Linked DNA regions of Homo sapiens: regions 1 and 2 are each linked to region 3. The links are chromatin loops, found by intact Hi-C in ENCODE. Cell type or tissue: ascending aorta. All regions are shown on one strand. Links, peaks and the distances in the headings refer to the core of each region. The heading gives the core; the rest is flanking DNA. Region 1 overlaps GLDC (glycine decarboxylase). Region 2 holds the start of IL33 (interleukin 33). Region 3 holds the start of BRD10 (bromodomain containing 10).

What was found. Hi-C counts contacts between places; a loop is a spot of excess contacts. Peaks named below come from ENCODE experiments on the same cell type or tissue, not always from the same donor. Only the 100,000 strongest peaks of a DNase experiment are listed, where the experiment ranks them.
Region 1: a loop joins it to region 3, with 2.7 times the contacts of the local background. A loop is called at or near these places in 3 of 110 quality-filtered maps.
Region 2: it touches region 3 in a loop (4-fold over the local background); 2 of 110 quality-filtered maps call a loop at or near these places.

The regions. Positions count from the first base shown.
Region 1 is chr9:6,562,964-6,573,461 of GRCh38, reverse strand. GLDC (glycine decarboxylase) reads left to right here. Exons shown (of 25, transcript NM_000170.3): 16 at 8,033-8,108. Among named protein-coding and RNA genes, the nearest start is that of GLDC, 78 kb to the left of the region's middle. RefSeq lists an enhancer at 6,065-7,264. In ascending aorta, for the core only: CTCF peaks have their summits at 4,917 and 5,125 (motif pointing right); DNase peaks (open chromatin) are centred at 6,249 and 6,891; H3K4me3 peaks cover 347 bases; H3K27ac peaks cover 1,686 bases.
Region 2 is chr9:6,211,932-6,222,429 of GRCh38, reverse strand. It overlaps IL33 (interleukin 33), which reads right to left and starts at 6,623. Exons shown (of 8, transcript NM_033439.4): 1 at 6,578-6,623. In ascending aorta, for the core only: no CTCF peak of the experiment used is centred there; no DNase peak of the experiment used is centred there; H3K4me3 peaks cover 3,457 bases; H3K27ac peaks cover 4,788 bases.
Region 3 is chr9:6,003,362-6,013,859 of GRCh38, reverse strand. It overlaps BRD10 (bromodomain containing 10), which reads left to right and starts at 5,378. Exons shown (of 8, transcript NM_001017969.3): 1 at 5,378-6,665. The coding sequence starts at 6,073. RANBP6 (RAN binding protein 6) reads left to right here. Exons shown (of 1, transcript NM_012416.4): 1 at 1-2,835. The coding sequence ends at 1,570. It overlaps MIR4665 (microRNA 4665), which reads right to left and starts at 6,034; the gene lies at 5,956-6,034. RefSeq lists silencers at 5,311-5,830, 5,881-6,110, 6,301-6,460, 6,851-6,910 and enhancers at 5,348-5,847, 5,848-6,349, 6,481-6,710. In ascending aorta, for the core only: no CTCF peak of the experiment used is centred there; DNase peaks (open chromatin) are centred at 5,329, 5,869, 6,329 and 6,769; H3K4me3 peaks cover 2,956 bases; H3K27ac peaks cover 2,382 bases.

The DNA.
Region 1 (10,498 bases), core at 2,180-7,179, 560 kb before region 3:
TAAGATAGAGTCTTGCTCTGTTGCCCAGGCTGGAGTACAGTGGCACGATCTCAGCTCACTGCAACGTCTGCCTGCCGGGCTCAAGCGATTCTTGTGTCTCAGCTTCCCAAGTAGCTGGGATTACAGGTGTGTGCCACCACACCTGGCTAATTTTTGTATTTTTATTAGAGACAGGGTTTCTCCATGTTGGCCAGGCTGATCTTGAACTCCTGACCTCAGGTGATCCACCTGCCTCCACCTGCCTCAGCCTCCCAAAGTGCTGGGATTACAGCGATTCTTGTGTCTCAGCCTCCCTAGTAGCTGGGATTACAGGCGTGAGCCACCATGCCTGGCCCACATAAATGTATTCTATCATAAAAATTTTAAGTTCACCTGTGAAATAGATAGCATTATGTCCACGTGACAGATGGGATCCAGAGGAATAATTTGCTTGGAGCCAGACAGCTTTGAAAAGGGCAGCAAATAAAAAACAACTTTGATATTAGAGGTGAGAGAAACTCCCGGGTGGCTGCAGGAAATACCTGTTTGTGAGATCTGCCTGGGAATGAGTGACTTTAACATGATCTTGTTGTAGGAAACATTTAACAGTATGTGCCACCTAAGGGCTCCTGTTTGCAAACAACAGAAAATGGCTTGCATTAACTTCAGCAGAAAAATAATTTACAGGGAAGTTATTGGGCAGTTCACAGAGTTGATGGAAAAGCTGGAGAATTAGACTTCAGCAGTGAGTAAGACCCAAGAAAGGCTGGCAGCAGAGAAGAAAATGGAGTCTCACCATGCGAAGAGTCACCATCTTCACTGTGGGAAATATGGAACTGTCCCATTCCTTTGGTCTGTCCATCCAGATTCATAATGTCCTGGCTGGAGTATTGCACAGGATGTTTCACACCTCCATGTCTTATTAGTGTTTAGTGACTGGGAATGTCTAATCCTTTTTGCTTTCATAGGGGAGTGTAGGACCGTGTCTCTCCCATAGACTCACACAAAAGAGGGAATTCCCCCAGATAATAAAGCCACTGAAAGGCTCTGCATTCCCACACACACCTCTAAACTCAGCACCAATGAAAACCCAGTTGATTTTCAACATCCTAATGTAACCCTCCTTCGTACTTTTAAGCACATTGACAGCATGTCCACATGTCATTTTCCCAGCATCATTTTCTGAATTGCATTTGTACTTACTGCTCGTTGGCTATGGTAGTTTGCAGATACTTTCTCCCGTTCTGTAGCTTGTCCTTGTAACCCTAATGGGAGCAAAAAGTTTTTAATTATGATGGAGTTCAATTTATCAATTTTTTTCTTTTATGAATTGTGCTTTGGGTTTCAAATCTACCCTAGATCCCAACAATTTTTATTCTGTTTTTTGTTTTTCCCAGAAATTTCATAGTTTTATGTTTTACATTTAAGTCCATGATCCATTTACAGGTGATTTTTATATAAGCTGTGAGACTTAGATTGTGCCTATGGATGTCTAAGTGTTTCAGTTCCATTTATTGAAAAGGCGATCTTTCCTCCATTGAATTACTTTTGCAACTTTGTCAAAAATAGTTGGGTATATTTGTTTGGATCTATTTCTGGATTCTATATTCTATTCCATTGATCTATGTGTGATCTCTGTGTACATAGGCTTGATTATTGTAGCTATATATGATAGTCCCCACTTATTTGCAGTTTCAGTTACCCATGGTCAACTGGCTCAAAAATATTAAATGGAAAATTTGAGAAATAAGCAATTCATCCTAAGTTTTAAATTGTACACCATTCTAAATAGTGTGATGAAACCCTGCAGCATCTTGTTCCATCCCACCTGGGATGTAAATCAGCCCTTTGTCCAGCATATCCACTGTGTATATGCTACCCACCCATCAGTCACTTAGTAGCTGCCTTGGTTACCAGATCAACTGCTATGTTATCACAGCGCTTTCAAGGAACAGTGAAATCGTACAGTGGCACGATCTCACTGCAATGTCTCATTGCAAGGAACCCTTATTTTATTTAGTAGTGTACCCAAAGCACAAGAGTAGTGATACTGGTATGGTGGTGTAATTGTTCTATTTATTCTTAGTTATTGTTGTTAATCTGTAACTGTGCCTAATTTATAAGTTAGATTTTATCATAGGTATGTATGTATAGGAAAAATCGTAGTACACCTGGGTTTGGGTGCCATCCATGGTTTCAGGCACCCACTGGGTGTCCCGGAAGATATTTCCTGCAGATAAGAGGGGGCTACTGTTAATAAGCCTTGCCATCAGATGAACTGATTTGTGCCAGTTTCTTTCTTTTTTTTTTAAAAAAAGTAGCTATTCCAGTTACTTTGCCTTTACATATGCATTTTAGAATAATCTTGCTTGTGTCTATAAGAAAATCATTATTTTGGGGGAGGATGATGTATATTTTAGCTTCTAAATGTTACATTTTGTACAAAGGGCTGTATGCTGGATGCTATAGATATTATAGGTAGTTGAAGGGAACAAATTCACCTCATATTTAAACTTATAATTTATCACTCATAAAATAAATATTTTTCATGAAAAGGTATCATTTTAAATGTAATAAAATATTTTTTTTAAAAACATACCCCGAGAAACTTTTTTTTTTTTTTTTTTTGAGACAGAGTTTTGCTCTTGTTGCGCAGGCTGGAGTGCAGTGGTGCGATCTCAGCTCACTGGAACCTCCACCTGCTGGGTTCAAGTGATTCTCTTGTCTCACCCTCCTGAGTAGCTAGGATTACAGGCACCTGCCACAACGCCCAGCTAATTTTTGTATTTTTAGTAGAGACGAAGTTTCGCCATGTTGGCCAGGTTGGTCTCGAACTCCTGACCTCAGGTGATCTGCCCGTCTCAGCCTCCCAAAGTGCTGGGATTACAGGCATGAGCCACCATGCCTGGTCAAGAAACTTCTTAAGAAGTTCAAATATAAGAAGTAAAATAGGTCCACTGCTTATAAATAACTTCAATGGGAACTTCACTGAAATCACACACTAAAGGTGGCCATCCGTGCACAAACTATGATGGTGTGTTAAAAACTATAAAATGATTTTCAGAATATTTAGGGAAAATTAAAACAAAAATAGATATGGTCAATCTAGATATTTAGTAATTCAAAAATATATAAATCTTAATTTCTTGGTACTATAATTTTTAAAACTTTAGAATCCACAGCGTGGTCTTTTCTTATGGCACATTTTTAACATCTTTTGACTTGTATAAAAATACAACATTCTATTTGAGAACACAAATACTGTTTTCTCCATATAATTACAATGTGATTCAGTGGGAGTTTTGGTGACTGCTGGTGTTCACCATAAATTATTACTTTAGTGCATTCTGCAGTCTTGCAAAATGGGTTTCATGTTACTTTTTGCATATATAAAAAGCATGCAGCTACAGTGACCCATGTCCAAATATTCCAAAGCAGTCACCATCTGAGAAATTGCTTATGGTGTCTATAAAGTTAGCCACGATGTTTTTTAATCCCCCCGGCCATGAGCCTGAGTCTCACTCTGTGGCCCAGGCTGGAGTGCAGTGGCGCGATCTTACATCACTGCAGCCTCCACCTCCTTGCTTTAAGCGATTCTCCTGCCTCAGCCTCCCAAGTAGCTGGGATTACAGATGCACACCACCACACCTGGCTAATTTTTGTATTTTTAGTAGAGACAGGGTTTTGCCATGTTCGCCAGGCTGGTCTCGATCTTCTAACTGCAGGTAATCCGCTCGCCTCGGCCTCCCAACGTGCTGTGATTACAGGCATGCAGGCATGAGGCACTGTGCCTGGTCTGCAACATCCATTTCTTTTTGTTTGTTTGTTTTTGTGATGGAGTCTCACTCTGTTGCCCAGGCTAGAGTGCAGTGGTGCGATCTCAGCTCGCTGCAACCTCCGCCTCCCGGGTTCAAGCAATTCTCCCGCCTCAGCTCCCTGAGTACCTGGGACTAAAGGTGCCCACCACCACACCCAGCTAATTTTTGTACTTTTAGTAGAGATGGGGTTTCACCATATTATCCAGGCTGGTCTCGAACTCCTGACCTTGTGATCCACCCACCTCGGCCTCCCAAAGTGCTGGGATTACAGGAGTGAGCCACCACGCCCGGCACAACATCCATTTCTAATTCTCAGTATGTTTGGCTAGGGTTCTTAGTAAAGGGAAAGATAAATTAATTTTTAAAATCTTTAAAATTTGTTTTTTCTTTGAACTCCCGTTCCAACCTTGGCAAAGGAACTTTTAGCTCTTCTGAACTATCACCCTCACCCTATCTCTGCCATGTCATCTACAAATTCTTTTTTTTTTTAAGTTTACATTGAGTATTGCTCCTGAACTTGCACACCTGTGATGATACACTGATACTGAAAGGGCCTGGGTTATAGTCATCACAATACTGTTGAATTCCATCAACTCCAGCTGTTTTCACCTTGTGGGCTCTTATACCTGTTATTCAGTTGTTCTACTTTTTCTGGTCTATTGAATTTCTTGTGGATTCTTTGTAGAATGAATCTGAGTTTTGGAAGAAGTTGTCTGCTCAATTTCCCCATTCTGCATTAAGCAGCAGCTCCTTAATCAGCCTGAGTAAATGCCATACACTGGAGGGTCTTGTTTTTCTTTTCTTCTTTTTTTTCTTGAGGTGGAGTCTCACTCTGTGGCCCAGGCTGCAGTGCAGTGGTGTGATCTCGGATCACTGCAACCTCCACCTCCCAGGTTCAAGTGATTCTCCCACTTCAGCCTCCCAAGTAGTCTGGATTACAGGCATGCACCACCACGCCCGGCTAATTTTTTGTATGTTTAGTAGAAATGGGGTTTCACCATGTTGGCCAGGCTGGTCTCGAACTCCTGATCTCAGGTGATCCGCCCACCTTGGCCTCCCAAAGTGTTAGGATTACAGGTGTGAGCCACCACGCCCGGCATGGAGGGCCTTGTTTTTCTAGGACAGTTTAAGCTGTGCTCACATAAACTTGGTGTTTCTGAGGCTCCCCGTTCACTGGCCAGCCCTGCAGCTCCAGACCATTCACTACTTCATTTTAAACAGATGTCAGAAAAGCACTGACCTAGCCTGTCCTCCATATATAATAGTTTGTTGATGGTTGCTTAGTCTGGGTTATGTAGATAAGCAATTATTTTTCATAAGACTTTTCTACCAACAGGTGGCACTAACAATTTGTTTTACTAATGCCCCAGTAGTAATCCTTGTGTCACATTTGAATATATCATTTGCACTTTTTGGGTTGAAACATAGCTGATTTTTATAGATGTTTAAGGCCAGAGAGAGAGAGAGAGAGAGAAATCCAGCATTTCTGATCAAGTCTTTAGCATATAGTCTTTCTCCTACACTACTGGCTCATAGCCAGTAATCTGCTTCTTCCTTCATTCCTAGTCTACACCTTGATTGGCCTTTCAAGAAAGTCAGATGAATAGAATTCATGAGAAAAACATAGGGGTAAATATAAAATGTTTTTCTTGAGGTTCCTTACTGTAGGGGAAAGGATGACATTCATATTGATTGCCTGTGCTGGAGGAATTCAATTTTTAAAATATTTACTAAATACTTATTGCAGAACTACTACATGCAGAGTACTGTTCTATATATTCCCTGTTGAAGAATATACAGAACTCTGAGAATTAGACCCTACTGTCAGAGCTTATGCTCTAATTGAGATAAGACAGGCATACAAAGTAAATGTGAAATCGGTAATAATTTTCTATGTCCAGTACATGTATAGGATATTAATGTCAGATAAGATTGTAGAGTAAAATGCTATGATAATTTGGAGGAGGTAGAGGATTATTTCTTTAATCAATCTATCAAATATTTTTTATGTCAGTGTTCTTGGAATAGAGAATACAATTGTGAACAAGGTTGACAAAATTCTTGCCTTCAGGGAAGGCCTCTCTGAGGAAGTGACAGAGCTGGATTGGTGGCTTTAGGGAAGGCTTTGCAGAGAGTTGTAGCCAGTTGAAGAATGGGCAGGATTTGGCTGAGAAGCATTTGACCTTGATGATCTCACTACACATCACATCTGCCCTGTGTGATGGGTACTGTTACTATCCCCATTTTACACATCTCTCAGGCACATAGGCACAGGGAGATGAAGTTACTTGTGATGTGAGTGGTTTCCTGAAGCACGGCATATTCATTTTCTTGTCCTCAAAATGAAAAAACCTCAAATAGGCTAGGACTTGTTTTTCAGAAGCCAGGAAAACAGAAGAGCAGTCTTTGCCTTTCTTCTTGGAAGAGAGCGGAGATAGCTGCAGCTGACTCAGTGCGGGTGACGAGGAACGGGGTGACTCAGGTCTTGTAAGACAGGCTTTCTTTCTTCTTTTCTTTCTTTTTTTTTTTATTTTTTATTTTAGCTAAACCCCCCAGTTCTATCAATCAGACAAGACTTCTGCTAGAAAGAAAATCAGCATTTGCTCCCACAACTCTCCGTCCTTGGAGAGCACAGTGTGCTCAGAAGAGCAGCACTGCTTGCAAAGGGAGCCCGTAGCTCTGGGAGGCAGGCTGACTCCACACCCAAGTCTTCATCTGTCACTGTTGGCCATTTGGCATGTAGCACTCAGACCTCAGTTTCTTTGTGTGCAAAATGGGGGTGATGGCATGGAGAACATACACATTTTTTAAAATTCTTACCGATTTTCTGTGGGTAACATTAAAAAAAGTTATTTTATTTTTAAATTTTCATTTGTTTAAAGTTTAAATTTTTGTATCTTTTTTTAGTATTTAATTTTTGCCTTCAGCTTCGCAGACATACACATTTTGAATGGGACTGATACATCTATTACTCATTTCCCTTCCCTTCCTGCACAGGGTACTGGGAACATGAAATAACAGTCTACGATTGAGTCAGCATTGCTCACCGGAATGTTAGTCATGGCATATGCCCTGAAAGTGGTGCCTTCCAGGACCGTTGAGATGAGGATGGCCAGCCCCTAACAGCCATCTGCATCCGGGGCCTGGGAGAGCCGAACCTGAGACTGCCAGGAATGGTGTCACATTAAAAGTGCCTCATTCTTTTGGGGCTGATCAGGCCCTTGACTCGATATTTGGTAATACTAAGAAATTATAGAGTGATGATTTGTTTTCACCTCATAGGTGTGTCTTCCTTAAACCTTGTTAAGATGTTGACACATTACCCATTTAAAGGGGGAAAGAAAAGGGAAAAAAAAAGGAAAAAACTGAAGTTCATTGTTCTAGGTGTGACAATTGTGTTTGTAGTTATTTATTTATTTTTTGAGACGGGATCTCACTCTGTCACCCAGGTTGGAGTGCAGTGGCACCATCTCGGCTTACTGCAGTCTCCGCCTCACAGACTCCAGTGATCCTTCCATGTCAGCCTGCCCAGTAGCTGGTACTACAGATGCATGCTATCACACCAGGCTAATTTTTTGTACTTTTAGTGGAGACACTGTTCCGCCATGCTGCCCAGGCTGATCTTGAACTTCTGAGCTCGAATGCTCTGCCCACATCGGCCCCCCAAAGTGCTAGGATTACAGGCATGAGCCATTGCACCCGGCCTGTAGTTATATTTTTAAAAACAATACTTATCTTTGAAGGCTGCATATTGACATTTGAACTGATGATAGGATGTTTGAAGTTTGCTTCAAAATATATAGTTCAGCATGAAAGTGGTTAGTGAGAAATATAATAGGAAACAAGATTGACCGTAAACCAAATTGTTACAGCTGGCTGACACACACGTCGTAGTTCCTTTTGTTCTTCACTGTATTTTGGTATAGTTTTGAAATTTTTCATAATAACAAAAGGCTATTTTCAATGCGTGGTCCTGAGCAAGGATATAGAAAGCTCCATCTTTGGGTAGGAGTGGTTGAGCTGTAGTGCACAAACTGGATGCTGTTGCTTTGATTGTTTTGATTGTTCAAGACCTTTTGACTCCAGCAGAGCTCCTTGATGAGCTTCTCTCAGCGTCTGGACAGTGACCATGTGTCACGTGCTGGTGAACCCCTGGCCAGGGCCCAATAAATATTGAATGAGTAAATGAAAGCCAGAAGACCTAACCGTGATCCCTTTCTTCTTGTCTTTGCAAGCGGAGCCCAGGGAGAATATGCTGGACTGGCCACTATCCGAGCCTACTTAAACCAGAAAGGAGAGGGGCACAGAACGGTGAGTATGGCAGGAGGTGGCGCTTGCTCACCATGGGGCACAGAGGTCCTGGCTCTCAGGGTCCCTTCTGTGGGACACTCCCTCCAAGCCTTCTTGGAAGCAGATGAGGGAACATATAGTCAAGAAACAAATTTCTGTGAACTAGCCATTATGATCCTTGCTTCCAAGACATCCCACTTGACCATTTTGAGGAAAAACATTCAGAGATAAAAGACTTGCTCAAACCCAGAATGCAAACGTCAGCCAGTTGGCTGTGGAACTGCTCTCTAGGGAGCAGAGGGAGGAAGAGGGCAGGAATGTTGCCATTGCAAGCATCCTCTCCTTGGCTCAGCCCCGGCCCTGGGCCTGGATGAAGGGCAGAGACCATGCTTTAATTCTTCAGTAACCCCTGTTGTGCTGAAGCCCGGTTCTGGTCATAGTATGCTCAAACAATATTTGTTGAATAAATAAATTCTCCATTAGATGATTCTCAACTTCAAGCACCAAAAAAGGCATAAAGCAGAGTTCACGGTCCTGCTTCAATGTTTGCTTTGGATATGAGAACCTGGTCTCCAGGATCCCAATCGCCTCTTGGGGACCACTGTGGGGACCAGCAGGTACTAATGGACACCACTCGCTCCCCCCAGGGGCAGTGCCTGTAGCAGTGGCCTAACTCAGGCCTCAGCTTGTGCCAGAGGAGGCCTGTGTTCCTGGTTCCTTCATTTTGATGGCCAGTGCTATGCTAGAGTTTGTACTGAGCTGTGGGGCGGAAGTCCTTAATAGGAGCATCGCCTAGGAGCCGAGAGCAGGGCAAAAGCATCTGCTGATACTAGAGAGTTGCAGACAAAGGGGATAGGGTGGTGCTGGCTGGCTAAGTAAGTAGGGTGGAGTGGTAGTGGCCCGATCTTAGTCCATTTCTGGTTTTATTACCACTGGAAGGTTACTTATGGCTAGTTGCCTGGAATTTGCAATAAAGAATGCTGAAAGTGTTTCACTTCCCTTTCATAACAGGGGAAACGAAGGAACATTTTTTTCCCTCCTTCCCTTGCATAGTTCATCCTGATTCCACAGGTGTGTCTTTCCAGGCTTTCATCTTGGTTGGGGAATAGAATTTTTTTTTTTTTTTTGAGATGGAGTCTCGCCCTGTTCCCCAGGCTGGAGTGCAATGGCCCAATCTCGGCTCATTGCAACCTCTGCCTCCTGGGTTCAAGCGATTCTTGTGCCTCAGCCTCCTGAGTAGCTGGGATTACAGGCATGCGCCACCACGCCCGGCTAATTTTTGTATTTTTAGTAGAAACAGAGTTTCACCATGTTGATCAGGCTAGTCTCGAACTCCTGACCTCAGGTGATCCACCCGCCCCTGGACCTCTCAAAGTGCTGGGATTATAGGTGTGAGCCACTGCGCCTGGCCCTTTTTTTTTTCTCTTCATAGCTCACTGCAGCCTTGAACTCCTGGGCTCAAGGAAGCCTCCCAAAGTGCTAGGGAGACCAGGATTACAGGCATGACCCTCTGCACCTGGCCCTAGAATTCATGTCTAAAGATCTTTGAAAAACAGGCCATTCGTGAATTGAATAAATGATTAAACCCTGGTCAAGGACTGCTTGCCAGTCCAGAGAGAAGTGAAGTGGTCAACCAGACAGACACAGACCCTGAAATTCCCCCACAGTTTGTTCATTCGTGGTTCTGAATTCTCAGCTTTCTAAGGAATGATTAGTTTAGAACTATAATTGCTCTTGGGACCTGAGAGTCTCGGCACTTTCACAGAATCAGAAAGGAAACTTTGGAGCTCCAGGTGTCCAGCCAGTAAAACAATGCCAGATTCTCTCCTGTCTGTTTTTCCCTCATGGCTTCCATGTTCTGAGGTCGTCTCTGGAGTTCCTCTTCATTAGTATCTTTCACCACGAGGTGCCCAGGAGCCTGGGGATGCTGGAAAGGGGCAGCCTGTCCTGTGTGACATCTCCACCCGACTCCTCCACTGCTTGGCGGAGAGGCCGCAGAAAGCAGTGTTTGCAGAAAGCAGGTGACTAGCTAATGGCAAAGGGCCAGCTAAAATCCAGATTCTTTCCACGCAGTAATGCTTCCCACCCCTCGCCATTTCCCAAATTTCCCAATCTGACACCAGGAAGTAGCTGTGAATGTCCAGCAGCTGGGGACCAAACTGGAAAGGCCAAGGAGAAAGAATGAAAGGCCTTTGGGTTTGGCCTGGGCGGGGTTCTTCCGTGACTTGTGGATTCTTTCTGGTTCCTGTTCCCTCTCTTTGTGTTTTCCTGTCCTCCTTCCCTTCTCCACCCACTGTGTGTGATGTTTCTCTTGGCCCCATTGCCCATCCTGCCATCACTGAAGTGTCATGAGAGGCCATTTCACTCTGCAGGAGGGAGAGGGGCTGGGTGCTGTGCTTCAGGGAGAGGGG
Region 2 (10,498 bases), core at 2,309-7,308, 210 kb before region 3:
AGTCCCTCTCAATGCTGGTATTTAGCTGGTATGCTGCAAGGCTGGTTCCTTTCTTATTTCTCTTTGCTAATGCCATGCCAGCTATTAAATATTTTGAATATCACCTGGGTAGAAAGCATGAGATTTTATTGTACAACCAAATGGCTGCCTGCTAACACACAACATTGTTAGATGAAATTAAATTTGATTATTACAAGCCATTTAAAACTGAAGAGTACAGAGGCTTTCTTCTCATAGATATGAAACTTCCTGGTCATTTATCTGAATAAAATAAGCCACAATCTGCACCCTGGATATTTCATTTCCATAAAGTTTTAACAGAACTGCCTTGTGCGGTGATCTAAAAATGCAACTCAAAGGTCTGGAAGCTTGACCACCATGGTATGACAAGCTTTTCACTTTGCCTCCTTTGTGGGCTACTCCAGCTATTCCCCAAATTGCTGACTTCATTATTTCTCTGTGGAATTCTTAGTTGGCTCAGCCTTACTTACCTGGTAGCTGGGCTTAGTGTGAAAGCTACTAAAATGAAAAGACTCTGTTAAACACCTCTCTTCTCCCCAAAGATAAGGCTAAATTATTTTCCCACTCTGGACAGATATGACTTCTTCTTGAGTGTACCCACTGATGCACAGAGAAATAAATATAATTGGTAGCCTTTCCTTTGCCAAGACACTTTTCATAAAATATGTACAGCGAACTGCCATTCTAGAGGTTACTAGTTGCTGCATGGTTCCACCTAGATAGTAAGGAGAACCAACGGGTCTAAACCCAGATGCTCTTTTACCAGCTTTTGCCATAAATGCCTAGAAAAAAATTGGATGCTGACAAAATAATAGACTTCTAAGTTTTATACTTTTATGAATTAAGAAATATAAAGACTTAAAAATATTTTTTTCTGTCACATCACAGTGCAAATGACCTTAATGCTTCTAAATGTTGAATCTGCTTTCATGGGCCTTATAGCACTGAGCAGAAATTCTTCCACTTGACATAATGGAAAGTAGTAATAATTGGACAGCCAGATGTAAGCATTACCTGTCAGGTCCTAGGCACGGTATCCTCCAAACATTTTTTGTAAAACAGCTTATACTCCTTTGAGTTAATAGCATCTAATTTTTTATATTAAATGACCACCACATACTGACAATTGTGATTAAGTTTCCACAAACCATATGGCTCTTGAATAAGTCAGTGAAGAAAAAATAATGCCACCATACGTGCAGGTAATATGGACCTTTTTTCTTATGGGGGAAAAAACAGGAAGCTGGAGATAGTCACCAAATTACATCAGAATGAATATTGGTACTTATTTCTGTGCCTGAAACTTGTTCAAAAGTTTAGAATGAAATATTACTAAAGGAAACTTAACAATTATGGGTCAGGTACAGTGGCTCACACCTGTAATCCCAGCACTTTGAGAGGCTGAGGCAGGAGGATTACTTAAGCCCAGGAGTTTGAGATCATCCTGGGCAACATAGTGAGACCTCATTTCTACAAAATGTAAAAAAATTAGCCAGGTGAGGCAGCACATGGCTGTGGTCTCAGCTACTTAGGAGGCTGAGGTGGGAGGATAGCCTGAGCCCCGGATGTCAAGGCTGCAGTGAGTTGTGATCGAGCTACTGCTCTCCAGCTTGGGTGACAGACTCTGTCTCAAAAATAAATAATAATAATAATAACAATAACAATAATTTACAAATATGAAGCAGTTATGCTGACTACTGATCAAGTATTGTTAAACAGGATTGCTAAAGAATGTGGACAAATAATATATATGTATAAGAGATAATGGAAAAATAAAATTTAGGGAGGAAAAACTTTGGAACTAATAAATTCAGATTTGAGGAAGTTCATGTTTGGGTCTAATAATTCTCCAAAGAAAAGAACAAGTGGAGAAAAGCATATAGTCCCCTAAAAAGAAATTACAAACAGCTTAAATAGCATTTCTTAAACAATTGCCAGTAATAAGCCAGCAGGCTAAGAAGTTAGAGTGGCTGAGATTTGAGCACAGCAGACACACAAAACTATGAAGTTCTGTTAAACTCTAAGGAAATATTGAATCTTTGCTAGGAACTATGTCGGAAATAATGAGCAAAACATTCTTACCATTGCAAAAGGTCTCAGATGCACTAATATGGCTAGGGAAAATTATGACAATCATTTAATTTATGGAATGTTCAAAGTGGAGGGGAATTAGATGTAAACTGGGTGCTGATTAAAAGTAAAGCGCTCAGCCAAGTTTGTGGGTGAACTTCTTAGTTCTGGAAATAGCAATGGGAATGGCAAAAAAAAGTTACAGAAGAGAACAATGGCTGGCAGGAACTCTTTCCCTAGGGCAAAAGGTGAATGTAGCCCTGAAGGAAATAGACAGAAGGTTTTAATGTCACTTCATCAATATTTTCATATTTGAAAATGATGGAAACTTTGAATAAGAAAATAGCTTCACAAAGAGGATTAGAGATGCACTAAATGAAGTAGTTTGGAATTGTTCTTTAGTTCTTTTTTCTTAATGGGACCTGACCCTGGACTTTAATCTCTGATCTGAAATTTACTGACTTTATGATTTTGGGTTAGTATTAAAATCTTTTCAAATCCCACTGTCTCAATTTCATAAATGGAGATAATATTTACCTCACAGAGGTGCTGTGAGGGATAATGTGGAAGATAAATGTCTCACTTTTAGTAAATGGTCAGTGATTAATAAATTACCTTTGATGACTGCTTCTAACTTGTTTTACCCATCACAACACCTGTCTTGAGTGGGATTTTGTTGCTTGTTTGTTTCACATTTTACACAAGAGAAAAAAATTCAGGCTCAGGAAAGTTAAGTAAGATCCAAAATTACACAGCTGGTCAATGATGGATGATGGACTGGAGGCCTGACTGCCTCTAAAAATTTGTGTCTTTACTATTATGCTATACTGCACTCTTCACTTAAAAAATACAAAACAAAAATAAATACCTTCGTAGGTATACTGTAATCTACCGATAATAACATGAGCAGCATGTGCCAGGAGTCCGCTATAGGGAGGAAGCGCCCCCAATTCCTCACTCCCCCTTACCACTCCCTGCATACTGAACTTTGCCTGAACTTTTTGAGGCCCACTAAGGTTGTGTCCCCTTAAAAGTTACTTTTGCTTGCAGACATCAGCACCAGAGAATCTACAGGAAACCGAAGAGATTAGACGTTCTACCATGATTTCCTGAAGTTCTTGAACCCAACCCAATCATTTTGTTGTTGATAGAATTAAGGTCCCTTTCTTTCTGCTGTTTCAGGAGTTTATATTTGGTCTTAATGTTTCTAAATGTTCCTGCTACAAACTGAGATACAAAGAAGGTGAATTCCAATGAACCTCTTGATTTCCACCATGTTTGCCAAAATTTCAACTTGAATGAAAGATACATTGATTTTGGCACAGTCTGACTGACATCTCCAGAAAAACCCTTATGGTATCAGATTTACTGACATATAAATTTTCTGATGTAGACATATATATATATATATATATATATATATATATATATATATATATGGAGAACATATATATATATGGAGAACATATATATATATGGAGAACATATATATATATGGAGAACATATATATATGGAGAACATATATATATATGGAGAACATATATATATATGGAGAACATATATATATATGGAGAACATATATATATATGGAGAACATATATATATATGGAGAACATATATATATATGGAGAACATATATATATATGGAGAACATATATATATGGGGATATATATATGGGGACATATGTATAGGGAGAAAAAATATATATATAGGGAGAATATATATGTGTATATATATATATGCATATATATATTATCTCAATGCTGACCCTTCTTCAGTATTTCCCTGTAATGATTTAATTCCCTGATGGAGCTTAACTTTTCACAATTGAATTTCATGCCTATTTCCCCGAAGTTAGTTGTAAGCTCTATTTCCTTAATCACTGGGAAACCCTGGCCAAGAGTGACATTTCCTGTTTCTCAATCTCTTCCATTGTTTTCAGTTCTGGCTATTTCAATCCCTAAGTGAAAGTTTGCCTCAGGATTCTTTTCTCTCTATAAATGGGAAAGGGAAAGAGGTGCTTTCTGGCTGTAGATACTGTAAGCTAAACAATGATGTGAAAGAGATAAACATCTAGGTTACTTAAGAAATCAATTATGAAGTAACCAATCAAAGATTGGTAGAAGGTCCAGGATCCTTTCAGAGAAGAATGGAGAAAATGTGAAATATGAGCTGAGGAAAGTGCGATGCTTGTGCTAGAAGTTCTTAACTGTTTCAGACAATACCGAGCTGTGTGATTCAGTTCAATCACCCTAAACTTTGGGAAATAGAGGATTCTGAAGTTTTCTGAACTCAGAGAGGTACATTTTCTGGGTGGAAATCAAAAGAGGAGCATTAAGTATTCAAAAGACAAATTTGAGAAGCAATAAGTAAGACTGTTGGAAACAGTATAGGACCCCAGTGTGGCACAGAAGGATGCTTCAGCGGGAGAAGCACAGTGCAGAGGAGGAAATACGGGTCTTTGCCCTAGACACTTCACTCTCAAGTCTCTGACTTGTATGCAGCCACAGGACATACTTTTGGATTTGTGCTATTTTCTTAATTAAAATAGTCTGGAGGCATATATTCATGTGTGGAAAGAAAAGGCAGAGAAAATTGTGAGGAGGCAGAAAGCAAGGAATAAAGAAAAGAAAACAATCTTCAAAGGAAAGTCTGTAAATGAAGAATAGTAGCAAAACTGATGAGCTTTTGAATTTCTCCACTTAGGGTATCAATTCCTTGTTTTTCCACAAAAGTTTATTTTTGAGGGGGTGGTACCTCTCAATTCTTGTATTTGAAACTGACAGTGAGAAATAACAGTGAGAAAATTATGACAGTGAAGGAGATCTGACATAACCAACCCCCATCATGCTTTTAACTTCCATATTGCCTTTGGTCATTCCTGGGCTTGGGCCAAGCTAACTTTGGGAGAAATTTAGGGTATGGTTTAAATGATAATAACCCTTCACCAAAAGTAAACCACCTTGGTAAAAATAATGAAAGACCACCAAGTTAGGAGTTTGAGAGGGTCCTGAATTCTGCTAAGATGTAGGCATAGTAAAATGATTACTAGCCATGATTCTGGAGGTCACAAGATTTGCAACTTCCCCAGTGACTACTGTAAATAACATCACTATTGTATAAGCTAAGATTGACCTTCAGAGATGTCTGTTCAGGCTTTTGCATTTCTGATGACCAGTGACTACTCTGTGGCTCCCACCCAGAAATAGACTCAGTGCATACACGAGGACCATTTTTCACATGCCTGTGATTTTATTCCCAACCAATCAGCAGCACCTATTCCCCTAAGCCCTTTGCCCATCAAACTAACCTTGAAAAACCCTAGCCTCCAAATTTTTGGGGAGATTTGAATAATAACTTTGAATCCTCTGTGGCATGGCTGGCTGGCCCTGTGTCAATTAAACTCTTCACTGCCATGCCATGGTTTCAGTGAATTGGTTTTGTCTGTGCAGATCAGAGATTAAAGTCCAGGGTCAGGTCCCATTAAGAAAAAAGAACTAAAGAACAATTCCAAACTACTTCATTTAGTGCATCTCTAATCCTCTTTGTGAAGCTATTTTTTATTCAAAGTTTCCATCATTTTTTTTGGAGATGACATTTAGCTCTTGTTACCCAGGCTGGAGTGTAATGGCATGATCTTGCCTCACTGCAACCTCCACCTCCTGGGTTCAAGCGATTCTCCTGCCTTAGCCTCCCGAGTAGCTGGGATTACAGGTGCCCACCACCACACCCAGCTAGTTTTGTTTGTTTGTTTTTGTATTTTTAGTAGAGACAGGGTTTCATCCTCTTGGCCAGGCTGGCTGCAAACTCCTGACCTCAGGCGATTCACCCACCTCGGCCTCCCAAAGTGTTGGGATTACAGGCTTGAACCACCACACTTAGTGATGTCCCCCTTTTACTGAAAACCACTTGTAAACAATTGCAAGCATGTTTGTCTTGAGTAAGCATTAGGAGTTAGAAGTAGAATTATCAACTTGCTTTATAAAGTTTCCAGCCTGGCAACAAAGCAAAGACCCTATCTCTACATAAACTAAAAAAATTACCCAGGCATAGTGGCGTGTGCCTGTAGTTCCAGCTGCTTGGGAAGCTGAGATGGGATGATTGCTTGAGCCCAGGAATTGGAGGCTGCAGTGAGCTAGGATCACGCCACTGTGCTCCAGCCTGCGCTACAGAGCAAGATCCCATCTCTTAAAAAACATAAAATAAAATAAAATAAAGTTTCATGGAGGGGGCAGAATTTACTATAAAAACTATTACAATCTCTTTCAGCAATTTATTAATTTTACAAATCACCCAAAGGAAAGCAAATGGAATTATAAGTTAGTAACAGCTATTGTCATTGACTTTTACTGCTATTAGCAATAATAACAAATTGGCCTTATCATTTATTTTTCAGGAAAAAAAAAAAAACACAGTTCTCCATGGTTCCCAAGGTTTAACTTTGCAAAATCTGACTAAAAATCTCCCAGAATATTCAGTCTTACCTTGTGATCTTGTTTTGATTTCTTCCCTGAAGAGCTGCAGCTCTGTGTTCGGAGGAGTCTGTAGACTCTTTTTATTAGCCAAAGTTTGGCAGAGACCCAAATTGCCTTAGAAGGGAGATCTGGGCGGGTGAGATTTTAGCAGGCTTGAAATCTCATGTAAAGAGCCAACAGAGTTACAATTCTGTCAACATCTAAGGCTCACTACTTTCTGCGTCCTCCCTCCATCTGAATATTTTAAACCAGCAATTATGATTCTTCTTCTGCCCCTAAACTTTATGTTTTGGCTCTCTTTGGAGTTGAACTCCTAAACTTCAACTTCAGCACTGTCCATTTTGAAATTCTGTTGCCATTTATATATTCACTTTTGGCCGTTGGCTTCTTAATTTACAAACTTCATTAAGAGATCAGTGTATTCTTCCAAATTCCTTTATAATAGAAATTTGCGACCCCCTTTGGCCTATCAGTAATAAGCAGCTCGTCTGCAAATAAAAGCTCTGAAATACTCTGTATTCCAACATATCTGACGGGCTTTCCTGCTCCCCACTGTTCATCTTTTCTTTCTATTCATCTCAAAAATCTCGCAGAAGATAATACTTTATCACAAAAGCAAATCCTGTACTATAGATCCCATGAGAAGTTGTTCTTCTTACCTCATGAGAAATTTTGCTCCTACTCACCCTCTCTCCATCTCGTTTGGCATCTGTAGCAGAAAATAAAGGGATGAAGTAATGCTCTTTTAAGACTTGGACTGATTCCACATCCTAAGATCACACATTGGAAGGAAGACTGCTGCTGTACTTAGAAGGATATTGTGATGGACTGTTACCCTAGCAAGCCTCTACATCCATTCAATCTACAAGATTAGAAGGGTGACCTTGAAACAAAGGGGCAGCAGAAAAAAGTTTACTGTAAAATGAAATAGGAATTTTTTAGTTTTTCTCATGGCATGTTGAAGGATAGAATGTTAGGGTTCTGGAATCCAGGGGAAAGAGAAAATGAGACAGCAACAGATGGCTGACCAGGCTTGGGAAAATGTGACTATGATGGAGTCCCCTTTGGAAAAAACAACTAAGGAACTCTGTTATCTTGTTTAAAGTTGTTTCATTTTCTGTGCAGTAATCCCCTTTAATCATCCCCAAACCTGAGCAATCATCTGCTACAAGCCATAGTGTTGCATTTGTGAGTAATGAAGAAAGATGGCTATGTCTGCCCTTTGGATAAAGCAGTGAAGCAAGCGGACAGGATGCCAACATGACAAGAATGAATCAGGAATTGAGCTGTGTGCAATAAATAGGAGGGAGGGGTGACAAGTAACAGCCAAGGGAATATTAGCATACTCTACTCTGGGAATTCTTGCAAATACTGAGGAAATTACAAAGGATGAATAATGTATCTTTATTATGTATATTGAACCCTCCTTCATTATTTCAAAAATTTCTCTTTTTATCTCTAATTATGCTTCATGCCTTAAAGTCTGCTTTGTCCATTTGTCTGCTTTCTCCATTAGCAGAGCTTTGCAAACATTCTTTTGGTTAGTATTCACATAGTGTATCTCTTTTCATCTTTTTTCTTTCAAACTTTCTGTGTCCTTACATTAAAGATGTGTCACATATAAGTAGTATACTGGTTTTTTTTCCCAGTTTGACAATAATTTGTCTTTGAACTGGAACATCTATTGTAATTATTGATATATTTGAATTTGCTTCTACTATCTTACTTTTTTTCTCTGCTATTTTGTCCCCCTGGCTTATGCTCTTTTTTGGATAAAACAATTATTTATTTATTTATTTATTTATTTTGAGATGGAGTCTCGCTCCGTCGCCCAGGCTGGAGTGCAGTGGCGTGATCTCAGCTCACTTCAAGCTCCGCCTCCCAGGTTCACACTATTCTCCTGCCTCAGCCTCCTGAGTAGCTGGGACTACAGGCGCCCGCCACCATGCCCGGCTAATTTTTTGTATTTTGTAGTAGAGACGGGGTTTCACTGTGTTAGCCAGGATGGTCTCGATCTCCTGACCTCGTGATCTGCCCCCCTTGGCCTCCCAAAGTGCTGGGATTACAGGCGTGAGCCACTGTGTCTGGCCTGGATGAAACAATTTCTAAAAATTATTCAATTTTCTCCCAGCAGTCATGAACTATAACTCTTGACTTTTTATGAAACAAGAACAAAACCAAAAAGGCTGCTAAAACCACAGCTCTGCTTTTAAGAGGCTGATTTTTTTTTTTTTTTTTTTTTTTTTTGCCTTTGCCCCCATGCAGCTGCGTAATTCGGCAAGTGTTTTGAAGAGGAAACTCATTATATGTAGGTTCAGTTCTCCAGCCCTCTCTTCTTGCTGGGGGCCTGGCCCTTCCAATTTCCAATTTTGTCTCTTCATTCCCACAACACCGATCAACAGTGATTTCTCTGTCTCCTGGCAGTGACCTCCTACCTTGGTAAAATACAGATTCCCTGCCTTGGCCAATGCTCTCGTAACTATTAAAAAGTAGCTAACTACTGTTAGCTAATCTCTCCATGGAATCTTAGCCCCTCATCCTTCGTGCTTCAGCAGCTCTCTCCTGATCTGCCTTTCTGGTTGTACTCAATGGTAATATTGGACTGCCACAAGTTACTCCATGCTATTCAAGTAGCTAGTTGAATGAAGATGAAAGCATGGCTCTAGAAGGCAGGACGACTAAGGGTTAGGTCATACAGACTTTATTCTAGTAATCGTATAATTTGTTATCTGAATCATAAATTTTTGAGAATGAAAAGAATGTTATTAATCATTTGACCAGAATAATAGGAAAACACTGAGATATGGTTACCCCAGGTTTTGTGACTTTTATAGTTCTTCATCCCTAACCCCACTACTTCCCAAATCCCAAATCTGCCTTATTAACTTCCTCCTTTCAGGGTAGATGCAAGGTATATGGGTGACTGTCTAAAATTTTGCTGACTCATAGACATATACTTGATCTGGTTGCACAATTTTATTCCCAAAGGAAGAAAGTTCAAATTGATGTTTTGCTACCAACAGACCTTAAAAAATGAAAATTTAAAGGGTATACTTCACATGGAGGAAGGTGAACCCAAATGGTAGGCCTGAATATAAGCAGAATTGAAGAATCAAAAGTATGATAGATATTGAGGTAATGCTAAGACATATTAACGGTAAATACTGACAATAATATCTTGTAAGGTTAAGAAAAACAAACTAGAACTAAATACATTACAAAAATAGCCTATATGTCTGGAGAGATGATGATAGGAATGAGAGTTCTCAAGTATATTGTATTGCTCAGGAAGAGGGTAAAAATATTGCTGAATTTTGAGCTCTGTATTCATTTTTAAATTTCTAGAAAAAATTCAGAATAATAGAAATTGGACATATAACTAACTTCCAAATGATTAGAGGAGAAAAACAGAATGAGAAAAAAATAGCAGTCTATCCAGCAGAAATCAAGAAAGAAGAGACAAAAAAGCATAGTAAAGGTAATACCAAGAGAAAAAACAAAGCATGATAGATTTAACACAAATATGTCAATAATCTCATTACATGGACTAAAGGTGCCAGTCGAAGAAGCTAAGATACTTAGACTTGAAAAGAAAAGATCCATGTAATGCTGTTTTAAAGAGACATATACTAAAGATACAAAGAAGTTACTGGTCAGGTGTGATGGTTAATACTGAGTGTCAACTTGATTGGATTGAAGGATGCAAAGTATTAATCCTGGGTGTGTCTGTGTGGGTGTTACCAAAAGGGATGAACATTTGAGTCAGTGGACTGGGGAAGGCAGATCCACCCTTAGTTATGGTAGGCACAATCTAATAAGCTTCCAGCGAATATAAAGCTGGCAGAAAAATGTAAAAAGAGAGACTAGCCTAACCTCCCAGCCTACATCTTTCTCCTGTCCTGGATGCTTCCTGCCCTCGAACATCAGACT
Region 3 (10,498 bases), core at 2,538-7,537:
AGATGCATCAAATGTGATGCAGCTGTTGTTGAAGACACAATCAGACTTAAATAATATGGAAGATGATGACCCTCAGACCTCTTACATGGTTTCAGCATGGGCTAGAATGTGTAAAATTCTTGGAAAAGATTTTCAACAGTACCTTCCACTGGTTATCGAGCCTCTTATTAAGACTGCTTCAGCTAAACCTGATGTTGCTCTCTTAGACACACAGGATGTGGAAAATATGAGTGACGATGATGGCTGGCAATTTGTAAATCTTGGAGACCAGCAGAGTTTTGGAATTAAAACTTCAGGACTTGAAGCAAAAGCAACTGCTTGCCAAATGTTGGTTTACTATGCTAAGGAGTTAAGGGAAGGGTTTGTGGAATATACAGAACAAGTTGTGAAGCTGATGGTTCCTTTACTGAAATTTTATTTCCATGACAATGTTCGAGTGGCAGCAGCAGAGTCCATGCCTTTTCTCCTGGAATGTGCAAGAATTCGTGGCCCAGAGTATCTTGCACAGATGTGGCAATTCATATGTGACCCCTTAATCAAGGCTATTGGTACTGAACCAGATACAGATGTGCTCTCAGAAATAATGAATTCTTTTGCAAAGTCCATTGAAGTTATGGGAGATGGTTGCCTTAATGATGAACACTTGGAAGAACTGGGAGGAATACTGAAAGCAAAACTTGAAGGGCACTTTAAAAACCAAGAATTGAGACAGGTGAAAAGACAGGAAGAAAACTATGATCAACAGGTTGAGATGTCTCTGCAAGATGAGGATGAATGTGATGTTTATATTCTGACCAAAGTATCAGATATTTTGCACTCATTATTTAGTACTTATAAGGAAAAGATTTTACCATGGTTTGAACAACTACTTCCATTAATTGTAAATCTAATTTGTTCAAGTAGGCCATGGCCAGACAGACAGTGGGGATTGTGCATATTTGATGACATCATAGAGCACTGCAGTCCAACTTCATTTAAATATGTAGAATATTTTCGGTGGCCAATGCTACTAAATATGCGAGATAACAACCCTGAAGTCAGGCAAGCTGCTGCTTATGGCCTGGGTGTCATGGCACAGTTTGGTGGAGATGATTATCGTTCTTTATGTTCAGAAGCTGTTCCACTTCTGGTAAAAGTTATTAAGTGTGCAAATTCCAAAACCAAAAAAAATGTCATTGCTACAGAGAACTGTATCTCAGCAATAGGGAAGATTTTGAAGTTTAAGCCTAACTGTGTAAATGTAGATGAAGTTCTTCCACACTGGTTATCATGGCTTCCACTGCATGAAGATAAAGAGGAAGCTATTCAGACTTTGAGTTTTCTCTGTGACCTAATTGAAAGTAACCACCCAGTTGTAATTGGTCCAAATAATTCCAATCTTCCCAAAATAATCAGTATAATTGCAGAAGGAAAAATTAATGAGACTATTAACTATGAGGATCCTTGTGCCAAACGCCTAGCTAATGTCGTGCGTCAGGTACAGACTTCTGAAGATTTATGGTTGGAATGTGTATCACAACTTGATGATGAACAGCAGGAAGCCTTACAGGAGTTGCTAAATTTTGCTTGAAGCACTTTAATATAACTTGAATATTATCTATTATAAAAGTAACTACAAATAAGTGTTGTGAATAGATTTTATTATAAATCAGAGAACTGTTTTCTCCCTGCTAAGCAGTTTATAGTTCTTCTCCATGTTTCTCCAGAATTAATCAGTGTTAGTCCTCTGTTTATCTCGCATGTTTTATCTTCCAAACACAGACCTTGGTGATAACCTGTGCTTCAAACTGTCTTAAACAATGTTTGTCACCTTTCCCCTAGTTGATGTAAAGTATATAAATTGTTGCTATTTGTTTGAACTATTATTGATGCTAGCCAAGCAGTATACTTGATGTGAAGATGTCATGCTATCACAATATGCTAAGAGCTCACAAAAATAAGATAGAATTTCCAGGACAAACATCTTTGGAATTGTGAGTGAAGGATATAGTGGCAGGCTTGTCCCTCTTTAATTAATACTCTTGGTATTTGTGGTGATGGGAGGATGCTGTTACTAGGAGAGTTTTGAGATACTGCAGTGGATGTGGGATGTATATGAACTTCTTCATAATGTACTCCTGGGAACTGGGTAGGACATATCCATATTGTAGTTCCCAAGGTGTCTGGTTGAGAGTTAGAGAACTTTTAAATTTCTTTAGCCAGACAGGTCTCTATTTTTTTAAGTTATCCAGGACTCCAAGAACCATAGTTACTGAAAAGGGAGTCCTGATACATCTAATATTGGTAGCATGTAACAGTGTTTGACAAAGAGTAAGTAAGCAGTATTCTTGGGAGTCAGTGTTATGTGTTTCAGCAGAGTATTATTTTGTATATGTATGCCATTTTCTCCCTGCAAAGCAGCTCAACAAGAGAAAAAGCTCTAGTTATAGGGCTTAAATTGATTTCTATTTCAAATAATTTCCTAAGAGATTCTAGAGTAGAACTGAAGAGTATTCTATTGGAAAAGTGAAAGGAAAGAAATGTAATTTTCTTTGAACATGAAAAAGAAAACAACTTTGAGAGTAGTCATTTAGCAGTAGATGTGCATTATTATGAGAAAACAGTTCTATAAGTCCAGGGTTAATTATATTAATTGGAATGTCAGTCTTTAATGTCGAGCTTATTGTAGGGTAGAAAAGAGCTTTCTACTCAGCTAACGATTACTCATTGATCCAAAACTTAAATACATCTATAATTTCCTGGGGCTATTGTGAGTACTGTGTATGTATTTAGCAAATATTTAAGACCTAGTAAGTGCTCAATAAATTGTAGCTGTTATTGCTGTTGTTGTTTGTACCTCTATTGTGTCTGGAACTTCTTTTACTTTAGAATTTTCCCAATCCATTCCCTACTCATTCATATTGGCAGGCTATTTAGGCTATTGTTGACAAGAATATAAAGTTGAGATTTTAGATATGCAATTCTGTCCATTCCATGTAATTATTACTAATGGGGGAAAAAGGAAAATTAAGGACATTATGTATAGTATGATCACAATTTTTAGTATATTTAAGATAAATAAAGTATAGAAGAATGAATAGAAAAATCCCACCTCAAAGTATTAATAGAGGTTTTCTCTAGGTGGTAGGATTAAGTGGCAAATTTTCTCCTCACTTACCTATATTTTCTAATTTACCTACATACCTACAACCAACATATTTCTTGTTTTGTTTGTTTGTTTTGAGATGTAGTTTTGCTCTTGTTGCCCAAGCTGGAGTGCAATGGCACGATCTCGGCTCACTGCAACCTCCGCCTCCCAGGTTCAAGCAATTCTGCCTCAGCTTCCCGAGTAGCTGGGATTACAGGTGCGCACCACCACTCCCAGCTAATTTTTTGTATTCTTAGTAGAAACGGGGTTTCACCATGTTAGCCAGGCTGGTCTAGAACTCCTGACCTCAGGTGATCTGTCCACCTCAGCCTCCCAAAGTGCAGGGATTACAGGTGTCAGCCACCGTGCCCAGCCCATATTTCTTGTGTAATAGAGTTTCTTTTTTAAGATCAAGGACCCGATCCTACTTTCATTATAGTTAAGTTGCTATCATCTTGACCTCTTCATAACCTAGAGTTGAGGTTCCTTCTACTCACCCACACCTTTCTCTTTTATATAATCTTAATTAAGAAACCCTTTATCAACATTTCTAGCAATTCCCTACACTTTTATGTATGAGGAATTAGAAATTCTGCCAGATGACTTGGAATTAGGCACCTGGAGTTTTTGAAGTATGACAGACCTAGATTTTAACTTTGTTTAACAACTTTCTTAAACTAAGAGGCAGTTTCCTCATCTGAAAAATAAGGTTAATACCTAGCTGATAGGCTTGTTGTGAGATTAAAGGAGACAATGAATATAAAGTGCTTAGTGGCACAGGGTTCAATAATGTAAGCTAATATTGTCCAAGAGTCATGAAATAGAGCTGATGACTAAAGAGGAGTAGAGGATGTTTGCTTGGGTACGTTGGGCTTCAGATTCCTGGGCTTTGTCGAAAGAAAGGAGGAATGTCTAGTCAGACACACGTTTTGGTTGCCAGGTGCTGAAGTAAGACTGATCCCTGCATTTTTCTTTCTGTGAGCTGAGGTTCTGTGGACTCTTCAGAGTCCACAGACTCTTCTCTGAGGGGAGAGAACCCTGTAAATGCGTTATATATTACAAATGTCTGATGAGAGGAGACCTCGAATACTAGATAAAAGGTATGTGTGGAGGACAGTGTGAATACCCTAACAGAGCGTTCCCGCTTCACTATTTTACTTAAGAGTGATACTTAACTTACTGGACAAAAACAGCTTTGAGGTTAAAAAAAAATTTTATCACTGCTTTAAAGTTCACATTAATGAGAAGTAAACAATTGCAAGAGTCAGAGTATCCTAATCATTTAGTTATACACATTTTACTTTTAAAATGCATGATTTCTGTAATTTTGTTTTTGTGTTTAGGTAATTCTAGGTTTTAACGAGGGTTCTGTGTACCTAGAAAAAATAATATGTGCGTCTTTCAAATAGAACATGAGGAAATAGTAGTATTTGCTTTATGGAACCATGAATTCCTACCTCCCAACTAATTTTAAGTAACATGTAAACCAATGTGAATGATGAGTCCACTTTTTAGTCATTAAACAGTAATTGTAAAATGTAGTGAGATTATCAGCCCATGCAAACAACTGTTTAATGCTGTACAACTCAGACATGAACTATTTTGACTGTTTTCAGTCCCAAGAATTTGTTTAAATGAGGTTCCATTCTCTTTATTCTTAACAGATCTCAAGAATCGGGAGGGTGGAAATTTGTAACTGAAAACATGGAATTAGTTCCAAAATATGAATTGATGTTAAGAGCTGGGGTTCTAAAAATCACTTCCTTTTCTTCTGCATGTGAACGTATGGTCGAGTCCTTAAACTTTCTTTCTAAACTTCTCAAAATTCTGGTTATATATAGAAGACCCGCAGTCACAAGGGAGAAAGGGTGGGAACAGAATGTAAATTTTATAGTAGAGAAGATTTACATTTTGCGCTTTCTCACTATTCATTTGCCATTAACAAAGGTTATCTAGCAACTTTAATTTTAGTTTGGGGGGCTAACACGGGTCTTGCAAAAGAAGTTTCCTCTTGAAGCACTTGCTTTAAAAAAAGCCTTTTGGCCACCTTCCCAGGCGGTAGCGAATTAAGCTGCGCAGGCGCCTTGCTTCCCCCTCCATCAACATGTTCGATTGGCCTACGATTGATTACATCATTGGTCCGCGCAACCCTAGCAGGCTTCTGGGCCTGTAGCTGAGCCGAAGCTCTTCCTTTTGCGTAGCGGGGCGGGGCACGATGGTGGCGGGGGGGGAGGGGGGAATTGTTCTACTACGCATGCGCACCGGGGATGGCGACAGGGCCTCTTTCTTTGCTTCTCTCCACAGCTCTTCCCAGCCGGGGGGCTGAGTGCCCTCCCCCTTCTCTCCCTGCCCCTCCCCTTTCTCCCCCCTCACCGCCCAGCGGGGCTTCTAACTGACAGTTGTCGCCGGGCCCCGTCCGTGCACCGCCTCCTTCTGCCCGTGTCCCCCGCAGGTAGAGGGGGGCGGGAGGGGGTGTGAGGGAGAGGAGGAGCCGGAGCCGCCGCTGCGGCCCCCTCCGGGGAGGGGAGAGGAGAACCCCCTTCCTCCTCGCCCCCTCCCAGCCCCCCGCTGGCCCGGGAGGGGGTGGGGCGCCGAGGCCGCGGCGACCCGGCAGGGCCTGGCCGGTGAAGAGCAGGCGGGCGGGGTGCGGAGGGGTGAGGCCGGCGAGGGCCGTGCGCGCGCCGCCGCCGGGGGGGAGGGGAGAGGAGGGCACCTAGGCTCTCCTCTTCTCTCCCCCCTCCTCGCGCGCCATGTAACCCCGCCCCGCCGGCGGTGAGCTCAAGACCCCCGCGCGCACCGAGCCGAGCCGGCGGCTGAGGAGAGCCAGGCCCGATGTGGCGGGGGCTACGCGCCGCGGCCGAGCCGTGAGGAAGCGGCTCGCGCTCACGCGTCCCCCAGCACCTCGAGCGGCTGTTCCACACCGCCCAGCCTAGGCCTGCCGGGGCATGAGTGTGCCCGGGACGCCGGGAGCGATGGAGCCGGCTGGGGAGGAAGAGCGGCCGCCACCGGCGGCCGAAGGAGAGGACGACGAGGAGGAGGTGGCAGCGGCGGCCCAGACCTCAGGGCCGGCCCACGGAAGGAGTGCCTCCTCGCTGGAGGACGCGGACGATCAGGAGGAAGAGATGGAGGCGATGGTGATCGGAGGCGGTTGCTGCAAGGAGCAGGAGCTGACCTACGAGCTACAGCAGGGCTACCGCATCCTGGGCGAGTTCCTGCAGGAGAAGCACCGGGGCCTCACCGCCCCCTTTCTGCAGCCCTTGGGGGGCGTTGCCACCGCGGAGGAGGAGGTGGCGGAAGGGCCGCGCAGCGGGGGCCGGGGCGGTCGCGCCTTCCCGCAGCAGCCCGGACAGGGCATGTGTCTGCTGCAGATGGAAGAGAAGTTCGCCAGCGGCCAGTACGGGGGCATCACCGAGTTCGTGGCGGACTTCAGGTTGATGCTGGAGACGTGCTACCGCCTGCACGGAGTGGACCACTGGATCTCCAAACAGGGCCAGAAGCTGGAGATGATGCTGGAGCAGAAGTTAGCGCTTCTCTCTCGGTAAGCGAGCCCGGTCCCCGGTGGGACTGACAGACTGACACAAACACACACTCACACGTGCCCGAGGATGGGCTGGGCCAGGGGCCTGGGGGCGGCGCTGATAGGTGCTGAGTCGGTGCTGGAGAAGCCCGGGAGGAGGAGCGGCGCTGGGCGGGGACCGGAGGGGTGTGGTGGGTGTGGGCCGAACCCGGCTTGCGCGTAGACTGAGAAGGAAACCCGAGTCTGCAGCGCTGAAGAGCTGGGTATAGTTTGCAGATGTAAAATGGAATGGGTCCCGTAGGAAGAATTGCACGTGTAGGCAGAGGAACAGTTTTTGTGGGATGGAAGTTGGACCTGCAACTTTTAGACAGTTTTAGCATGACATTTAAAACAGCGTTTAGGATGAAATATCTCTAGAAAAATAATTTTGGCTTATGTAAAAAGGTGTCTTAAACCATTAAAAAATAATTTTATCATTTACTACCCATGTCGGTCATCGAAGATTTATGGAGTGTTACTAAATGGTTAATGGTTACTTTTGCATACTACTGATCTTTTCTCTCCGTTTCATCTGAGGACACCCAATTTTTGCAATAATAGGGAATGCATCAACACACATTTTTTAAAGTTTATACATTTATGTTTATTCTACCAGAAATCATAGGCAAGTCAGATGATACTGTGCTCTTGGTATCCGCCACCCATATATCCAATTATTTAACACAAGAGGAGGATACTAAAATGAATGTATTGTTTTATAATAATTGTATAGTCTGTGTCAGCCAAGTTAATTTCTAAAGTTTAAATTTTTCGGGAGTGGAAAAATTCAATGTTTTTGGTATTGGTAGTTGAAGTGGAATAGTAGTTTGACTGTTTACTATTAGAGTGAATTTAAGTTGAGCAAGTCACTTAACCTTTTTGGCCTCAGTTTCCTCATCTATCAAGCGGGGATAATAATAGTACTTCTCTCATAGAGTTGCTTTGAGGATTTAATGAGTTAATAAATGTGAAATCAACAGTGCTGCTCCCATAGTTAGCCAAGTATAAGTGTTAGCCATTTTAATGTAAGTAGTAGCAGTCGTTGAATAATATGAGTGTATACTTCATATCTGAAACGGCATTATACTTGTGCTCTTACAGAATAGCTCCTAGAAATTGTGTTAATTTTTTGGTTCTTGATTTGTCACTGTAATTTAAAAGTAACCTTTGTCATTGGCTTCCCATATGCCATTTTCAAGACTAACGGTGATTTTTTTCACCAAAAACAGTTAACATAGTGCCTGTCTTCGTTAAGTGAGCTCTCTTTAAGGAACCTCTTCTTGAATCCTTTCATAGAGTAGGATTATTTAGTAATAGAATAATTATTCACATATTTGCTTTGTAAATTACTTTTAATACTTTAGTAATTTTGTATTTCTGTAGTGTGTTTGTTACCCTTGTCTCCACAGTGCATTATTGCTGTGACTCACATAAAAAACAATCCATTCACGTTATTATTTTGAAGTTATGAAGTATCCTCCTGATTGATGTCACAAGATTTTAGACCTGGAAGAACCTTAGAGTTCATCTAATCTATCAGATGTGGGAATAATGATTTAGAATGAGGCAAGAGAATGACTGAATGAAAGTGCTAAGAGATAGCATATGGGTTTGAATTACTGGTGTTTTCAAAAGCTCTGTGTGTAATAAACATTTATTTATTTATTTTATTTTCTCTGAGTCTCCCTCTGTAGCCCAGGCTGGAGTCCAGTGGCGTGATCTCAGCTCACTGCAACCTCCGCCTCCCGGGTTCAAGCGATACTCGTGCCTCAGCGTCCCGAGTAGCTGGGGTTAGTTGTCACCGCGCCCGGCTAATCTTCGTATTTTTGGTAGAGATGGGGTTTCGCCATGTTGGCCAGGCTGGTCTCAAGCTCCTGACCTCAGGTGATCCGCCCGCCTCGGCCTCCCAAAGTGCTGGGATTACAGGCCCTAGCCACCGCGCCCGGCCTATAATAAACATTTCTTAGTCTTAAAAAAGAGCAGACTAAGAAACTACATAAAGGTAAATTTCTAAATGCTTAGAATCATCATTCTCAGTCGTTAATGCTCAGAATACTTATATTCCCATGTGATCTAATAGTATCCATATTTAGAAATTAAACTTACAACATTGTAGTTTATAAAAATAATGTATTTCTGACATTCTTAGGCCAGTAGAGGTAAAATTCTTGCTATTTTAGTAGCAAAAAGTAGTATGACCTCAAATAGTTAATTAAAGTTGGAGTCCCTCGCTTTTTTGTATTTGATGTATGCAAACACATCAGGTTTGCGAGACCACACTTGTGGATACTAGGACATCAGTTCTTCTAGCCTAAAATCTGAGTCATTACTAACTGCTTCCAATGGGCACAACTTTGAGAAAAGCATAGGTCACAACTGTTTGAAATGCAACTAAGGTATATAGATGTTTCAAAACAATATTCTATAGAGTGTTCATGGGAGTGTGATTTTCAGCATATAGATGACTCATAGCTTATTTGTAAATATCTCAAAGTGGTATATGGTATTTTAGAAATGAAACCAATGAATCACTTAGATATTATTTGAATTTTCCGTTGACTTCTGGAATATATTTGTAAGACACTAAAGGAACTTATTTTCAAAGTGTAAAGAGACTTTAAAGCCGTTCCCTATACTGCTGAGCTTTCTAGTGAGCAATAAATGAGGTATATTAGGTAAAGAGGATACCACATTCTCATTAGAGAGCAGCCCAATAGCATTAGTACCCTGGACACAGCATATAACTTGAATCTCAGTTTCCTTATCTGTATAATGAGGGTGTTAGGGTAGAATAATTGTGCAAGTATTTAAGTATCTTCTAGAATTAGGCATTCATGTCCCTGAGATCAAAAGATAAGTTCCCTGCCCTTAAGTGGTTTGTAGTTGAGTAGGGAAACAGTTACTTAAAAATAGAATAATTCTGTAATGGATATATGAACAAAGTACAAGAGGAATTTAAAGGAAGATGACATAAATCTGAAGCGGAAGGGGTGAATGTGGGGATGACAAGTGAGACGAGGTAAGGAAGAGAAAGAGACTAGTCTATCATAGAGGTGTTTATATTTGAATTGATTCTTGAAGGAGTTGAATATTACTACTGAACTTTTTAGGAAGGTTTAACTGGGGCATTCCGAATGCTGAACTACAGTGAGTGCAAGGCATGAAACAGCATAGTATTTCTGGAAACTACAAATACTTCTGTATGCTTCACTGTGGTTTCCAGAGTAGTCTCAGCATCTCAGGAAGTAGACAGGATGACCCACTGGGGTGAGAGAAGAAAATATTAGGACTTAAGTATGTTCTGTTATTATTTTACCTTTTGAAATATCTTTTTGTTTGCTTTTTGTGATGCTTAAAGCAGCAATGCATGTAATCTATAAATAATTTATAAATATTTATGATTTTTATATTATCTATATATATTTTCAAGAGAAGTAGGACTAAAATTCAGGTCTGCTCTTTCAGTTTCCAAAAGCTGATTAATTCTCAGAATGAATTCCAAATTGGGCTACTGGTGTGTATATTGCCTTTTTCAAAGGCGGTAACATATTTTGAAAGTCCCAACACAGATTTTTAAATTTTTAGTATCAAAAATACAGTTTTGACCACGCATTGCTATAGATACAATTTTCTCTGTTAGATAACATATCTATTCTCAAGAAAGTTATATTTTAGAAGGGATCTCATTCATCCATTTGAGGCAACTGTGAGAAATAGCAATTAACATTAGAAACAGGGAGAAGATCATCTAAGTGGAAAGGAATAGAAAATAATAGGAAATTATGAAAAGAACTTTAGAGAACGTCAAATATTAG